Regions from separate parts of the Homo sapiens genome. Here region 2 is linked to region 1. A link is an interaction called in ENCODE POLR2A ChIA-PET data of the cell type or tissue named here. Cell type or tissue: Panc1. All regions are shown on one strand. Links, peaks and the distances in the headings refer to the core of each region. The heading gives the core; the rest is flanking DNA.

Region 1 (10,759 bases), core at 3,993-7,992:
CTGGCATGGGACACAGAACAGAGTGTTGACAAAAACCAACACAAAGGCAGCAAAGCTGCTGGCCAAGTCTCAGTGACTGTGAACGGATACCAGGGTAACAGTGAGATGTGTCCACACTGAAGGGGCTCGGGAGTGGGAGTGGAGCCCTGGAGGCCCCATCTTTGCTGGGAAGGGCACGGGGGAGCATGGCCCCCATCATGAGCAGAGACGGAGAGGAGAGCTCGGACTCCTCACTCCAGGGAAGGCACGTGGGTGCCCCACACTGCACCTGTGGGACTCGGCCACACCAGGAAGACCAGATGCATTTACCTAGTAATCAAGAAAGGTTCACATTCAACCAACCAGACACATCATTTGAAAATTTAGGGGAAAATACTAAAAGGAACCCAAAGACAGATAAAGAACAGCACTAGTGAAGACAGCAGGAGGTGGGGACTTGGTCAGATGAAGGCCTGGCTCTGAGGCCAGTGCAGTGCGGGGTGAGGCAGCCCAGAAACGCCCGGGAGCTGCCACAAGCAGACACTGAGGGAGGGAACCGTTCCCAGCCATAGCTTTCTTGGCACAACATAAACGAAGAAGCTTTTGAAGCCTGCAAGACCCACGACCTTCTCCAGTCAAAGGCCGCTGACATCTGCTCCATCCATGGAGGAACCAGACCCACAGGTCACAGAAACCATGGCCGAGCATTTGAAATGATGAAACTCTTCCCCACCAGTTCATTGTTTCTCCAGGGCAGGGGCCTAGAAGTAGAATTTCTTGGTTGAAAAGATGGCATCTTTAAAAACTATCATGTAAGAACAACCCTAACTGTCTTCCCCGCACCGGCAGCCGCCTGCCTCACTCACTCATCCCCACACTGAAGGCTTCCGAGCTCCTTCGCATTGGAAGCAGTTCCAGACGCTGGGGATCCATCACCACACAGCAGGGGGAAAATCCCTGCCGTGCAAACACACATTCCAGTAAGAGACAATGAGACAGGCTGCTGGGTGCTGGTTAGGAATGTGAACGGGGTTGTCAGAGGGGCCTCACGGAGAAGACCCTGAGAAAAGACTGGAGGAGGCCAGGAGCCAGGGAGGCCTGTGTGGTCGGGGAAACAGCATCGCAGGCAGAGGGAACGGCGAGGCAAAGGCGAGTCAGGTCATGCCCGGTGTTCCAGGATGGAGAGTCCATGTAGCCAGAGGGTGGGGAGGGAGGAGAGGACCTCAGGGCGGGAAGTGGGTGAGTTGGGAGCCACCCTGGCGGGTCTGCCAGATCCTAACAGGGTCACCAGCCTTCTGGCTCAAAAGCCAGCTGTCGGCCAGAGAGCAAGCTTTGGGGGCTTCAAGAGGGGTGACATTGGTGTCTCAGCCCAGCTCAAGTGGGACAGGCCGGCCTGGCTGACCCTGGGGTGTCTTGTCTGTCTGAGCCTCGTCCCCGCCGCCACCCTACACATCGGATGCACATGTGGACAGTGATGACTGATGGGCCTTTGTGGAGTCTGGGCTCTGCACAGGGGCTTGCTGGTGAGGGAAGATGCGGGGACGGAAAGGAACCCGCTGTTGGTGGGAATGTGCCCGGGTCTCATGATAGTCTCTCATCTTAGTCCTGCTGAGCCACCCCTCCTGGCTGTTCCCATGCACCACAGGGCCCCTGGACTCATGTAGACAGGAAGACAGGGGCACCCGCCACGGAGAGGAATGGCCCAAGTCTGTCAATGCTCTCCAGGTAGCAACACGTTGATGGGAGGGCGGGCTCCTCAGCCCCACTCATGGCTGACCCAGTAAAGCAGTGGCAGAAGCCAGTGGCTGAGGGCGTGTCTCAGGTGTGCATGCGCTGGCTGGGAGCTGGTTTTTGTTCCTCCAGGGGCCCCGTGGGCTGGTTTCCAGTCTCTAAAACACCTGGGACTCCAGATGGTCTCCTCTTACAGCATGGGTGGACACTAAGGGGGTTGTGGGAGGCTTGAGAGATGCAGAGGAGAGAGCCTGCCAGACCCAGAATCCCCACTGTGTCTCCTCCTCGGTGTCAGAGGATCAGCTGTGTGCGTACACAGACATATATGCACAGACACACGGATGCACAGACACACAGACGCACAGACACATGGATGCACAGACACAGTGACAGACACACAAGCACACAGACACATTGACACACATACACAGACATAGAGATGCACAACACACAGATACAGACACACTGACACACACACACATATGCAGAGACACACGGATGCACAGACACACGGACGCACAGTGACAGACACCCAAGCACACAGACACAGACACAGACACACAGATGCACCAACACACAGATACAGACACACTGAGACACACACACAGACACACTGACACACACAGACACACAGATGCACAGACACACAGACACACACACACAGTGACAGACACACACACAGGCACACAGACACAGACACACACAGACACAGAGATGCACCGACACACAGATACAGACACACAGACTCACAGACACAGACACACTGACACAGATGCACAGACGCACACACACAAATACCACACATGGGCACACACACGGCCCTGAAATTTAGGGAATTCTAAGAAAGATTTTTAAATGTTTATTTTATTATTTTCTTTTTTCAAATAGATTTTTGTTCATGTAAAACCTGGAAATGGCTTTAAAGCGATTTGGGTTTTATAAATAATCCTCACTGTAAATAGTGCAAGGACAACATGAAACGTTTCCAGGAGGCAGCAGCCCCTGCCCCGGCCCTCCCCCTGCCCGCTCTCAGCCCCTTCCCCCTGCCTGCTCTCAGCCCCTTCCCCCTGCCCTCCCACTGCCTGCTCTCAGCCCCTGCTCCAGCCCTGCCTCTGCCCGCTCTCAGCCCCCTCCCCCTGCCCTCCCCCTGCCCCTCTCTGGATAGTTGGCCCCCGAGGGTGGGTGCCTGGCCTGCCAGCGCTTCCTCCTTCACTTAGGTCCCTCCTGATGTCCTGTGGGGGCCACCCCCCACCCTATCCGCCACGTGTGTCCCCTCCCTCACTGCCCACTCTTGGCTAAAACCACAGTCACTGCTTGTCATGGCTGGGCCTTGTACACACAGCATTCCCCTAATCTTCCAGCCCGACGCTGCTCTCTGGAGGCTCAGCCTCCTCCTTCCAGGACACGACCCCCGCCCTCTGCCACACTCCACAGCGTGCTGAGAGGGCCAGACCCATTCCCCATGTCTTCCCACGGGGCAACCCCTTGGTGGGCTGTGGGCCTCCCATTCTGGGTGGTCCTGGCCCTGCCCTTAGCCAGCCTGGCCTCCCTGGGCCACCCTCTGCTGAGCGGCTGCCCCCGCCAAGGCTGAAGCTGACCCCGGCCTGACCTTCTGCCTTCGGAGCTGGTCCCGCTGGCTCACGGGGTATGGCCCACGGGGACAGTGGGAACCGGGGGTCTCAGCATTCCTTCCAAAGATGCACAGCCCAGAGTAGAATGAGGTGCTCCTCTCCAGGGCAAAATTAAAGCAGGGAGCAGGGGGGTGTTCCAAAAACTCACTCATCAGAAAAGCGGTATTTTAATGCAATTCTTTTTAAAACCAGGAGTAACGCAAAAAATATCGATGACAAAAAGTCAAAATAAAAAAGGACATTCTTCTTTTCAAAAGAAGTCTTGTTTCTTTCCAGTTCATTTTCCAAAAGTCTGAGGTGGTTCGGGGCTGCCCTGGGTCCCTTCCCGTCCTCTGCCCCCGTGCGGGGCTGTGCCGTGGACGGAAGCCTCTCGCCAACGCCCAGCGGCTCCATCCCGAAGGCCCGTGAGGCTCCTGGAGCGGCTCCACCTCCCCTCCCCTTTCCCACAACCCCTCCCTCCCCATCTTGAGACCCTCCACCCTAGCAGAGGCCTCACCTCGGAGCTCCTGACCTGATGGGAGTCCACCCTCTCCCCCGCCTTGGCCAGCACCCCCTGCCCAGTTTCACCCAAAGTTCCCACTCCGCCCCGTGCGAGTCCTTTCCCCTGGGGCTGAGACAGAGGACACCAGGCAGTGTTTGAGGAGCCCCCTTCTGTGGATACCTCCCAGTGGTTATGTTGGGCGAAAAGAAGGAAAAGGGTTGGGAAGAAGCCAGTCAGCTGTCCAGTGCCCTGAGGCCTGACCCCCTCCATCCTCAGGCCCTGAGTCCTGACTGCCTCCACCCTGAGGCCCTGAGTCCTGACCATCCTCCACCCTGAGGCCCTGAGTCCTGACCATCCTCCACCCTGAGGCCCTGAGCCCTGACCCCCCTTCACCCTGAGGCCCTGGGCCCTGACCACCCACCCTGAGGCCCTGAGTCCTGACCATCCTCCACCCTGAGGCCCTGGGCCCTGACCCCCCTCCACTCTGAGGCCCTGGTCCCCGGCCTGGCTGGGCCCCCGAGCAGTGAGCAGGGCAGCAGGGCGGAGTGAGCAGGTTCCCCCAGGTGACCATCAGGTGACGCCTGGTCCTGGGCACCCTGCACCCTCTGTGCTTGGCCAGTGGTCCCTCCACTCAGCTCTCCCAGGGGCCCGGGCTGACCCTGGCTGCCCTAACCATGTCGGTGTATGGTGCCCGAGGGCTCAGGCCAGACAAGTGTCTACCAAGGGCAGCAAACGCTGGGGCACCTGGCCCGAGGCCACAGGAATAAGCAGCCTCCCGCAGAGCCTGGCATGTTGGGGGTTGAGTGCTCTCATCTCCCTGTTTAATGATTTCCTCAGCAAACACATCCTCGGGATTGCTCAAGGCTGAGGTCACTGTTCAGCTCAGCTTCCCGGGAGCCTGTGAAGACATTTGCAAAAGGGTCCACTGAAAACAGCACGGGCTGGGCTGCCAGCAACCCGGTGGGTGGGAGGGCAACCTCCAAAAAACCCTCCGGTCAGAAAACAAAATGGCAAAAAGACGTCTCCTCTGGGGGCCCGGTCCATAACAGATGCGCCTTTGAAATCCTGGGCCAGGCGTCTGTCCAGAGCAGTGAATTCTCCAAGGGAAGGCGGGGTTAGGATGCTGCACCCATCCCTGGTGGAATTCCAGGTGGAGCTGGGAAGAGCATTGCTCCCACCCACAAGAAAAAAGCTACAACTGCATGTCAACAGCGCGTGATCCGTCCAGGAGCCCGGAACCAACCTGGAAGAGGCGGGTTCCTCTGCGGGTGGGACCCTGGGCAGGTGCCCGGCCAGATCACCGTGTCAGCTGGTGAGAAGTGTGAGCTGGGGATAGTCAGCAGACTGCGGCCTGGGATGGCTGCTGGGCGGGGTGGAGATCGTGAATCTCCACCAAAGGGGGACCTGCTCACTCTGCCCTGCTCATCTGGCCCCAGAGGGACCGGGCTCTTCCCACAGTACTGGCTGAGGGAGGGGCACCCTCCGGGGCCACGGAGCCCAGGGAGGCCCGGGATGCCAGGACGTGGAGACGTGTGCTGTGAGCAGCGCACCTGGAGGAGGGGCCGGAGAACGCGGAGCACACCTGAGCCCAGGCCCACGGTGGAGGATGTCCCTCTGGGCTCTGCAGTGGGCAAGGCCAGGAGAGCTGGGAGGGACAGGTCTCTCTCTCTCCACCCCCTCAGGAGGTGAAGCCCCAGGGCCAGGCAGAGACAAGCACAAGTGCGGCTGGAGCAGCCTGAGGGTCGCCGTGGCCACAGCAGACATCAAACCAGGGGACTCCTGCAGGGCTGGGCTCAGCCCCATGGTAAAGGCAGGCAGAGGATGGGGGCTGTTAGGGGCTGAGCGGTGTCCCCCAAATCCATGCATCAAAGCCCTAACAGCCAGGACCCCAGAAGGTGACTGTATTTGGAGACAGCTTTTAAAGAGGTGATTAAGGTAAAATTCAGTCCTTAGGGCAGGCCCTGATCCAGTCTGCCTGGGGTCCTTATAAGGGGAGGGAGGACACAGACACACGGAGGGGTGGCCCTGCGAGGACCCAGGGAGGAGACGCCGCCCACAAGCCAAGGAGAGGCTGCGGGAGGAACCGGGCCTGCCACACGGGGACCTGGGACGTCCAGCCTCCAGGACGCAGAGAAACAACGGTCTGCTGAGGAAGCCGCCCGGCATGCAGCATTTGTGCTGGCAGCCCTGAGAAAACTTGAATAGGATGCTCCGCTGCTGGCATGAGAGCTGTTTTCCTGCAAGGCTGGGCAACTCCTCCACCGCTGGCGGGTGGAAAATGGGGCGGCCGCCACGTGCCTGGTTTATCCCAGAGAGGTGAGGACCTGGGTACGCGCAAGCACACAAGCCTGTGTGGCAGTGTCCACTGTGGCAATGCCAGGACAATGATGGCTGGAAAGGACCCGAAGTGCCGCCCTGGTAATGGGGTGACAGACGGGAACATCTGAGGCAGGAGGCGGTGCTCAGATACTGGACCACATTGAGGCCTAGCTAACACAGGGCAGGGGCACAGGTAGCTTTCCATGAGGCACGCCCTCCAGTGCGCCATGTCAGTTTACGGTTGCCACGGCAATACCTGGGCATTACTGCCCCTTTCCATGGCAACTACCCGACCACCCAAGAGTTACTACTCCTTCCCTAGAAGGAGTGTCCACCTCACACAAGGACCGTACTGGGGCGGCGTCCAGAAGGAGTGTCCACCTCACACAAGGACCGTGCTGGGGCGGCGTCCAGAAGGAGTGTCCACCTCACACAAGGACCGTGCTGGGGCGGCGTCCGAGAAGTGTGGGGCTGTCTGCGGCCTTGAGGGCCTCGTGGGCACAGTGCAGACTTGGACACAGGTGGCAGGACTGGGCGCTCGGAGCTGAGGACGGGTCCAGGAGATGCCGACACCAGCTAAGCTCCTGCTGTGAGACCCCGACCCCGGGGCGTTCAGGAACTCCACCCTTTCTGATCGCATCACCCTCATGGACAGCCTGCAAGTCCAGTGACGTTGTCTCCATTTCACAGATGGAGAGGCTGAGGCTTGGTGCCGAGGGCTTCCCACACATCTGGGAGTGGGAGCTGTTCTCAGGCCAAGCCACCCTGGGTCCCTGGGAACTCACTCCATCCTGTGTGATTCCCTGTGTGTCCCCTGCCCAGACCCCTCAGAGCCAAACTCAAATGGCAGCTTGGCACCAACACGTTCCCAACAAAGGGAACGTCCACCATCCCAGAACCCGCCCACTTCATTGCCCCGCACTGCTGCACACCCAGCCCTGCAGGCGGCAGCCCCAGGAGCAACAGACACCTCCTCACACACCTCCAGGTCCCCAGCGTGGCACGCAGCCTCCAAGCACCTGACCACCGTGCCAGCTCCCGGTCCACCTGGCCCAGGCCCACTCCCCTGGGTGTTGGCAGGAGCCCCGCCTGGACTCTCACACCCCAGGCCTCCAGTCTGCACCAGCATCTGCAAGCCCAGATCCTTCTATGGCCCTCCCAGCTGAGGACACACCCCAGGCCTCGCAGGGCCTGCTGGTCTCTGCCAACACCTGCAAAGCTCTCTGCGCCTCTGCCCGGCAGCCTCCTCCTTCCCGCAACTCCACCTCAGCCTCGGGACATTTGCCCAGCGTCCCCTCTGTCAATCCACTCTCCCCTGGGTCTCCGTGCCCCCAGTGTCACCTGAACATCCCCTTGCTGACCTGCTGTGCAGCCAGGTCCCCACCATAAGCACTGTCATTACGCCACTGTGTGGGTGTCTGCCTTGGGTCTCTGCCCCTGGCCGCCCCCAGGGCCTGTTCCTTGAGAGCAGGGCAGGTTCTGTGTGTTTCTTCCCCATGGTCTATCCCCAGCACCAAGCGCAGCGCCTGCCACACAGCAGGTGCTTCCCAAACAGAGTGGGGCAGGGTTTGCACCGTTTGACTCCTCAGGCCACCTGTTTCCATTGCACACAGAAGGGGAGGAGTCATTGCCACCCAGGCAGTCAGGGGAGGCTTCCCGGAAGAGGTGATTGGGGAACTGGGCTTTGAAGGATGCCCACACCTCACCAGGCAGCAAAGCCCAGAGGTAGCAATGCAGCCTGTGAGCTGTGCCGGGGTGAATGCCAGTGAAATGTTAGAGTCAACTGCAGCCAGGGGTGGGACAGGAGGGAGAGAGGAGAAAAGAGGGGGCAGAGGTATCAGGAAGGGCCAGTGGGGGCCTCCACACCCAGCCACAGAGCGTGGGACTGTCCTGTGAGCAGTGGCCATTGTCAGGGTGACTAAGAGATGACCAGCGTGGGTGGTATCGGGGGAAGCCAAGCCCGGGAGTTAGGGGGACCTGGGGCCCTGAACACACGGCTGCAGCACGTCTGGGGCAGATCGATGGGACCGTACGGGCCAGGGCAGACACTGGGCACCGGGTCAGGCAGTGACCTCCGACAGTGCGTCCCCACGGCCCATGCGCTCATGTTTCAGTGCTTTGAGGATGCTGTGGGGGCAGGAGCAGGGAACTGGACCCGAGTCCCACCCTGGGCATGTGGCTAGCCTCCTGCATGCATTCTTCCGGAAGCTTCCCCAAGGTGTCCGTACATGCTTTTCTGTGGAATTTCTCATCCTCTGCACCTCAGCGGCTGACTGGGGCCCATGCTGCAGCCTGGGGAGATGCAACCCCCAAGGACGAGCCGGCCAGACAGTCCCGAGGGCCACAGCTGGAGGAGGGTCTTCCAGGCTTGGGCTGGGGACAAAGCCCCTTTGTGCCTTCCTGGCCGAGGCCCCATGGAGGACAGAGCTCCTTTCAAGGCCGCCCTGCTCCTCCACAGTGAAGGCTGACTTGGCTTCGGGGATCCTGGGGCAACACCATGTGGCTGACACCACGGACTGATTAGAAACAGCTGGCAAAGGCGCCAGGGCCCTGGGTTGTAGGGGGTGGTTTCAGCCTTTTCTAATCTTGGCTCTGACTCAGTTAGAAACAGAGTGGGCCCAGAGCCTCCCAGGGGGCTGGTTAACCCCCCAACCCTGATACAAGGGCCCAGAGCCTCCCGGGGGGCTGGTTAACGCCCCCAACCCCGATACAAGGGCCCAGAGCCTCCCGGGGCTTTGCCAACTCCATGTGAAGATGTCTTCAAGGCAGGGGCCGTGTGGGACGAGCCCGCATGGCAGGGGAGCGGCAGCCAAGGCCGAGACACAGACAAGTGCAGCGTCAGAGGAGACAGAGGTCCAGCCAGGCCCCTTGGGGGGCAGATGAGAGCCACAGCACAGCCCACAGGGACCACAGCCCACGAAACCACAGCCCACAGAACCACAGCTCGTGGAGGGACCACAGCCCACTGGGACCGTTGCCCGTGGAGCCAGGTAGAACCAGGTTGGAGACACCCCCGGGTGCACTGTGCACCTTGCTCCTGGGCTGCAGGCATAGCAGTCCCCCGCTTCATGGGGACCCAGCCTGGAGTCTGCTGCTCACTGAGGCTGCTCGGGAATCCCAGGGTGGGAAAGTGAGGCCGGGTAGCAGAAGGAAGCACCTTCTCCTGGGGATCAGGTATTGCCACCTGTTGTGGGGGTTGGGGAGAGGAAGCTCTCCCGGGAACCAGTGGCTCCCTCCCTCCCCCACTCTGCCCACGGCTCAGGCCTCCCACAAGCTTGGGCGCCAGTGTCCTGCAGATAAGGGGGTGTGCGGGTTTTCCCAGTGGAACAGGCCGGTGGGACTTGCCGGGGTGTAGGTGGCTGGGCCACAGGTGTGGACGGGTGTCGTGGGCGATGGGGGAAGCTGGGGTGGGAAGGATGTGCCTGCCTGCCACGCTGGGCCCCAGCTTCTCAGGGCTGTCCCGCTGGGCAGGGGTCCCCCACCCGCAGGGCACTCGCCCCTCCCCGCACAGTTCCTCCTTGGGGTCTTCCCTGCACCCCAGCCTCGAGGCCCCTCCGCACAGGCTCCTTGCAGCCCTGCCTCCCACGACTGTTCGTCCCCCAGGAGCCCCACGTGATCTGTCCCCTGCCCTGCTGGCACCGACTCTCTGGGATGTGAGTGAGCCCGAAGCAGGGGCACCGGGATGGGAATCGGGCGCTATGGTGCCGTGGTGGCTGGGGATCCAAGTTAAGCTGGTGCAGGTGAGGAGGCCTCAGGCTGAGTCCGGGTGGCAGCTGGAATGGGACCCGCCGGCCTGAGGTGTTGAGGGGGGTCCTTTCCCCGCTTCAGGCCCACACTCTGTGGGGCGCATAGCCACGCTGCAGATGGGCACTGCCCTCTGCACTCAGCCCCACCCAGCGGCCACTTCTGTCCACATCCTGCTGGCCAGAGGCCCAGGCGTCAGACATCCCCAGACCGCCTGCCCCATGGGTGAGCAGACCCCACCTTCTGCCCTGGGAATTTCTGGCTGGGTGGTCAACAAGGGGAGCCTGGGGGTTCAGTGCCCAACTCTGCTCGGCCTACATCCCTCTTGGGACTCACCCAGCCCCTGGGGGCCTTGGACACCGGGAACACAGCAGACAATTCACACTGAGCTTTCGCCTAGACAGTCCCAACCCAGACGCAAATGCGGGAACTCTTCCTCCTCCAGCGTCCCACAGTCACCCAGGATGCACCACAGCGCCCAGACCCAGCTTCCTGACCCAGCCCTGCCCCTTCCTAGCTCAGGCCAGAGCCCAGGAGACCCCTCCACATCCTTCACCCCACCTTACCCCCTCACCTCCCTCCCACTCCCCTGCACCCCTCATTTCTGACTCCCTGGGAGGGTGACTCTGTCCTCAGTGTCCTGTCCACCTCCACTGATGTCTGCTCACTGCCATTCATTCAAGGCTCAGCCTTCTCAGCCCCCTGGGTAGGACAGTGCCTTTTCCCATCGCTGCCGGAACTCCCCAGGCAGTTTGCATGGGTTTCTCACTGGAAGCTGCTGAGCCCCACCTGTGTGGGGTCCTGGGGCTGCCCCCCTCCTCACAGCAGGCTCAGCTCATGGTGGGTGCCGGGGGGTGGGGAGGCTGAGGGTTGG
Region 2 (6,204 bases), core at 1-4,000, 400 kb after region 1:
CCAGGTAGGGACAAAGCAGGGGTAAAGGGAACACATGGGCCGGCCTATGAGCTGGACCCTTCAGGATGGGAAATGCGTGGGCCGGGTTGCAGAGGGGGTTGGTGAGGGGCTCGGGGACAACACAGGTGTGTTCAGAGACAAGGCGGGTCATTAGATTTGATGGAGGCTTGGGGTCCCTGAGCTTAGGAAGCCCCCATGGAAACCAAGTCACAGGCATCCAGGGTGAGGAAGGCTGCCCACAGGCATCCAGGGTGAGGAAGGCTGCCCACAGGCATCCAGGGTGAGGAAGGCAGCCCACAGGCATCCAGGGTGAGGAAGGCTGCCCACAGGCATCCAGGGTGAGGAAGGCAGCCCACAGGCATCCAGGGTGAGGAAGGCTGCCCACAGGCATCCAGGGTGAGGAAGGCTGCCCACAGGCATCCAGGGTGAGGAAGGCAGCCCACACTTTTCTTGGAGACACATCCCCAAAGAAGTCCTCACGTGGCTCCGTTTGGGCAGAAACCATGAATTGAACGGGAAAAGAAATATGTCAAGTATCAGAAAGAAGAGTGGCATGCTTTGACAGCAAGTGGACTCCGAGTCCAGGGCAGAGCCTCAGTTAGGGTAAGAGGCACCCACCCGACCCAACCCGACCCGACCCGACCCGACCCTCGGGAGCCCTGCTCTCTGGTCAGTTGGCCTTCATGGGGGTGGGGAGGTGGGTGGAGGAATGAGGTTTAGTGGTCTGCGAAGGTGGCAGATCTTGTTTTGGTAGATGAGGGCATTATCTCCCACTGCCCCACCACATTCGAGCTGCTTTCAGTCGGCGTGGTGCTTTTGCTCTCTCTGACCATGCAATTGTCGTTCACTGCTGGGCCATGTGGACGGACTGGAATTACAGTTTCTTCTTCTCCGGTTTTCCCCCTGGAGTCCATCGTTGCTTAACTGTTTTCCTCGTTCCATCTCCTTTGAACATTGAGCATCTTCCCACCCCCAGGGGGCCTGGAAGACTTCCCAGCATAACTCCCCACCCAGCCAAGGCTACCGGTCAGTCTGTCCCTGGACAGGGGGTGACAGGTGAGCCTGTCTGGCAGCCCTTGCCAGGGGCTGTGAAATCTTCCTTTGGGTGAGTCAGGGAAGCAAGAATGCCACCTCCTCAGCTCTCTCCCTCAAGGAGGAGCCACACCACGCAGAGGAAGGCAGAGGAGGGAGGAACTGTGCTCCCAGTGTGGGAAGCTGCGTCGGGGGGTTGGGGGGGCACAGGCCCACCCAGGCCACAGGGGGATGGAGGCTGCCCCCAGCTTCTCGCAGCCCTCCCTCCTTCCTACACTCACCTGCCTTCCCCGGGGCAGATCTCCATTTCTGCATTGCACCCAGCCTGGTGGCCTGGGACCAGCCCTGATGGTCAGCCTGTTTGTATGGATCTGTGGGGGATCCCATGAGAAAGAGCTCGTTGGAGCACCCCACCTGGGGCACCCAACTCCATTTCCTGCCCCGAGCCCTCCCCACTCGCCTCCAGGGAGTGTGTGTCACCTCCTCCCCTCTGCCAGCCCTGCCTGCAGCCCTCTTCTCCGCCCCCGCCCCTGCCCCCAGCCTGCAAAAGGTCTCACCCGCCTTCAAAGGGAGCTGAATCAACACTGCAGAAGGAAGTCACTGGGGGGAAGAAGTGAAAAAGAAAAAAAAAGGCCTACGTGGGGGCAGGGTTGGGAGGAGACCAGAGTTGGGTTGCAGGGGAATTTGCAGGCAGGTTGGAGGGTGGGCGGGAGAGGGAAGTGTGGTGAGTGACTGGGAGGGAGCAGCGGTTCCCGGGTGGCCCCAGGGTCCTCGTGGGGGTGCTCTCCAGGCAGGAAGGGACTTTCTGCCACTTGGACATCTCCCTGTGGGGCCAGACCCCAGGGGTCTCCAGGGCTGGTTAGACTCCTTTCTCATCCCTTATGAACCTCACTGACCTGACTCTTCCCTTGGTGCTGCCAAAATATTGCAGCTCCCCAAGCACCTCTGTGAAGTGAGCCTGGAACCACCCTCTCCCCACTGGCCCTCTCCATCCTTAGCATCTTTCTTGACCTTCAAACCCTGCTCCTATGGGGTCTCCTCCGTGGAAACTTCCAGAATCCCACCTGTCACAGAGAGACCTCCTTCCCAAGCTCTGGGGTTGTGTGTTATGGGGGTGGAAGCTGGGCGAAGGGAAGCTGGGGGGCCCAGGCCAGTGTCCAGGATGGGAGGGCAGGAGAGCAGCCCTCAGGCTCTGAATCTCCTTCCCCATCTATGCTCACCGGCTGCCCCCGCTGCCTCCACGTGTGGACGCTGGGGGTCCCTCTCATCTGCCTTGTGTCATGGCTGACATGCTTGTCTCCTGAACTCGATGGTCTGTTCTGGAGCTCAGGGTCGGGCAGCCTCAGAGCACGCAGGTCTGCCAGGCAAGCACAGGGAAAGGCTCAACCAACCAACCCCTGATGACAGCAGGTAGTTTTCTGGAATACATAAGTGAAAGTGACTGCAAATGGAATTTCTGGGCTGACTGGAGGGAAAAGATTGTTCCCAGAATCCTGCTCCAGTCCTGCTCACTCACGCCTGGCTTCAGAACCTAGCTTGGTGATTCAGCAGATGAGAAACCCTGAGCAGTTGTACCCAGACATGCGGCCAGTTTCGCCCACCTGACTCCCTCGGCTCTTAGGGACGGACTCCTCAGTCCTAGCTTGGGATCAACATCTACTCTTTCCTGTGGCTGCTTGGCTGGAGGGCCCTGGGAAGCAGCCCGGCGTGGCCCCACGGATGCCGGTTGCCGGTGCTGCTACATTTCCTTCTGCGGTCGCCATTTCCTCATCAAAGCAAGAGGGCAGGGCAGCAGGCCTCCCGGCTCCGTGGAGCCTGTGATTTTTCACTCCGTGCAGCCACACCTGATATTTTTACACTAAACGCACCAATTACTCACTTGTCTCCACAAAGAAAAACGTGCACAGCCTCTGACTTCCAGCCTTGTGCAACAGGCACATCAGATGGGGGATAGTAAGATGAGTGCTGAGTGAGTCCCCGGAATGGAGGTCTGGGTCCCCCCATAGCAAGGTCACGGCTCTGGGAAGCCCCACGGTCCCTAGCCCCTCCCCTTCACTCCCTCCACCAGCCTTTATTTAATTAATTAATTAATTTATTTATTTATTGTATATATATTTTTTGAGACGGAGTCTCGCTCTGTTGTCCAGGCTGGAGTGCAGTGGCACGATCTTGGCTCACTGCAAGCTCCGCCTCCCAGGTTCACACCATTTTCCTGCCTCAGCCTCCCAAGTAGCTGGGACTACAGGCACCCGCCACCATGCCCAGCTAATTTTATTTTTATTGATTTATTTTTGTTGTTGTTGTATTTTTAGTAGAGACGAGGTTTCACCATGTTAGCCAGGATGGTCTCGAACTCCTGACCTCGTGATCCACCCGCCTCGGCCTCCAAAAGTGCTGGGATTACAGGCGTGAGCCCCCGCGCCCGGCCTCTAACAGCTGTTTTAATGCTCCGTGTGATCATTTCAGCATTGGGATTATCTCGGAGTTGGCATCTATTAGTTATCTTTTCTCTTACAAGTTCTCAAGGTTTTCTTTGTTGCTGTTTGAGTACTTTTGGGTTGTATCATGGACATTTTGAATATTATTTAATAAGACTCTGGATTCTACTAAAATCCTCTGGACAACAATGATCTTTTTGTTTTGCTAGCAGTCAGTCTGGTTAGGGTTAGACCACAAGTCCAGACCTGCCTCTTGTGGGCTGTGGTTCTCATGTGAGTTCAGTTTTTATTTTTTCTTTTCTTTTTCCTTCCTTCCTTCCTTCCTTCCTTCCTTCCTTCCTTCCTTCCTTCCTTCCTTCCTTCCCTCCCTCCCTCCCTTCCTTCTTCCTTTCTTTCTTTCTGACAGGATCTTACTCTGTCACCCAGGCTGGAGTGCAGTGGTGTGATCTTGGCTCACCATAGCCTTGGCAACGTAGCGAGACCTAGTCTCTATTAAAAAAAGAAAGAAAGAAACAACAGCAACAAAAAGAAAATTTACGGAATTGTGCAATCATCACCACAATCTAATTTCAGAGCATTTCCACCCCCTGAAAGATCCTTCTGCTCATTTGCAGTCACTTCCTCCTAGCTCCTTTAAAAAAAAAAAAAAGATATAAACTATTTTAAGAATACAGAACAGCATGGAGAGCACTAGTACCAATCCCCAAACAGCTACCTCTCATCTTACCAAATCTTAACATGTTGCCTGACTTGCCCAGAACTTTTTCTTCCTTTTTAGTAAAGAAAACTCTACAATAGAACTTTGAAGCCCTCTGCTTCCATCTCCCAGGCCCGTAGCCTTCTCTGTCTTCAGGGGTAACCACTGTCCTGCTCTAGGGGTGTGTGGGTCTGCAGGGACGAGGTGCATGTTATTCTTCAATGCCTCCTTCTACATTTTGCTTTTCAGAAGAATCTCAGTGTTACGGATCTGTGGGTCACGAGGCTTCAGAGCAGCACTTCAAGGGCTCTTATTCATTACCCCGTAGCGTGAGTGTGGCACCATGGATGTATGTGATCTAGGCTATATTTGGGTCCACTTTTCAGGAGTGCTGTTTTTTTTCTTTCATGCCATCCTTTGGACAGCATCTAATTTCATTCAATTGTGTCCGTGAATTTGGCCTCCTTATGGTCTTTGTGCTTTAGAATATGTGGTTATTTCCCTTGTGGTCTAGTAATTATGTGTTTATCATTGTCCCACTTTGTAACATAATTGTGTTTAAGTTGGAGACGAATGGTTACGTTCCTCAAATTCTCTACCTGCCAAATTTGCATTTCTATTTGATTTTTTCTTGTTTGTTTGTTGTTGTTTTTGTTTTTGAGTAAGAGTTTCCTTCTCATCACCCAGGCTGGAATGCAGTGGCACAATCTCGGCTCACTGCAACCTCTGCCTCCTAGGTTTGAGTGATTCTCCTGCCTCAGCCTCCCAAGTAGCTGGGATTACAGGCATGCGCCACCATGCCCAGCTAATTTTTGTATTTTTAGTAGAGACAGGGTTTTGCCATGTTGGCCAGGCTGGTCTTGAACTCCTAACCTCAGGTGATCCGCTCACATCAGCCTCCCAAAGTGCTGGGATTGCAGGTGTGAGCCACCGCGACTGGCCTGATGTGTTTATTTCTGAGAGAGATCTGTTAGAGATATTTGCTGTTTGGGGCTGTGTCAGTTTGCTTATATATTTGTCAGTCTTTGTTTTATATATTTTGAAGTTCGGCACACAAAGGATTATGGCTGCTGAACTGTCTGTGGATTCTGACTCTCATTGGCTACATCTTCCTTTGTCCATTTGATGCATTTTGCTTTGATTTCTATCTTTTTGATGTTACACGATATCTTCGTTAGTATTTTCTAGCACATACGTGTATTTTCCGTTTCTTTATTTTCAGCCTTCAGTGTTCTCTTTTAACAGTTTATCTGATAGAGAGCCTTTCTTACACTTTTTACTTTTTAATTGTGATAAAATATACATAACATAAATTCACCATTTTAACCATTTGAAGTTATGCATTTCCGTGGCATTAAGGACACTTAGTACTGTGCAACCATCACCACCAACTTCTCCAAAACCATTTCATCTTGCAAAACGGGAACTTTATACCCGCGAAATAATAACTTTACACTTCCTTGAAATGTTTTTTTAATCTTACTACAAAAAATTTCACACATCTACAGAAGTAGAGAGAATAGATTAGTGAAGCCCCATGTCCCCAACAGTGGCTTCAAAAATAATCAACTCACAGGTGATCTTGTTGTATCAACACCTCTCCCGACTCTCCCCCAACCCAACCCACCCCTCTTTATTGGGAAATAAATCTGAAACATTATACTGCACCATCTGCAAATATTTCAACATGTAACTCTAAAAGATGGGGACTTTTTAACATAACCACAAACCATTGTCACACTTAAAACAATTAACAATGATTTTAAAATATGGTCCATGCATTGCAATTGGTTCTATTAAGAGATTAAATCTCTTAATCTAAAGGGTCTCTCTCCCTTCGTCTCTCCTCTTGTACTGTGCTGTTTGCCTTGTGAGGGTTTCTTCAGCCTGGATTTTGCTAATTGCATCCCTACGATGTCATCTAACACACCCTCCTGATGCTTCTTTGTAGATCTAAAAAGTTCGACCTGATTCAGGCTCAATAGTAACATTTGTTCTTTCTATTTTTCTTGATTTCTATTGTTATTTCATCAAGAC

Evidence for each region. Peaks named below come from ENCODE experiments on the same cell type or tissue, not always from the same donor. Only the 100,000 strongest peaks of a DNase experiment are listed, where the experiment ranks them.
Region 2: POLR2A ChIA-PET joins it to region 1 with 11 read pairs; 2 of 35 experiments call an interaction of 5 or more read pairs at or near these places.

The regions. Positions count from the first base shown.
Region 1 is chr21:45,324,132-45,334,890 of GRCh38, reverse strand. No RefSeq gene overlaps it. Among named protein-coding and RNA genes, the nearest start is that of LINC00316, 12 kb to the left of the region's middle. RefSeq lists enhancers at 4,152-4,873, 7,530-7,579, 7,040-7,761, 10,666-10,759. In Panc1, for the core only: no CTCF peak of the experiment used is centred there; no DNase peak of the experiment used is centred there; H3K4me3 peaks cover 1,197 bases; H3K27ac peaks cover 4,000 bases.
Region 2 is chr21:44,923,053-44,929,256 of GRCh38, reverse strand. ITGB2-AS1 (ITGB2 antisense RNA 1) reads right to left here. Exons shown (of 3, transcript NR_038316.1): 2 at 2,253-2,389; 3 at 1-1,403. It also overlaps a transcript of ITGB2 not described here. Among named protein-coding and RNA genes, the nearest start is that of ITGB2-AS1, 5.1 kb to the right of the region's middle. RefSeq lists enhancers at 928-2,127, 1,472-2,359, 2,360-3,249. In Panc1, for the core only: no CTCF peak of the experiment used is centred there; no DNase peak of the experiment used is centred there; H3K4me3 peaks cover 1,090 bases; H3K27ac peaks cover 2,101 bases.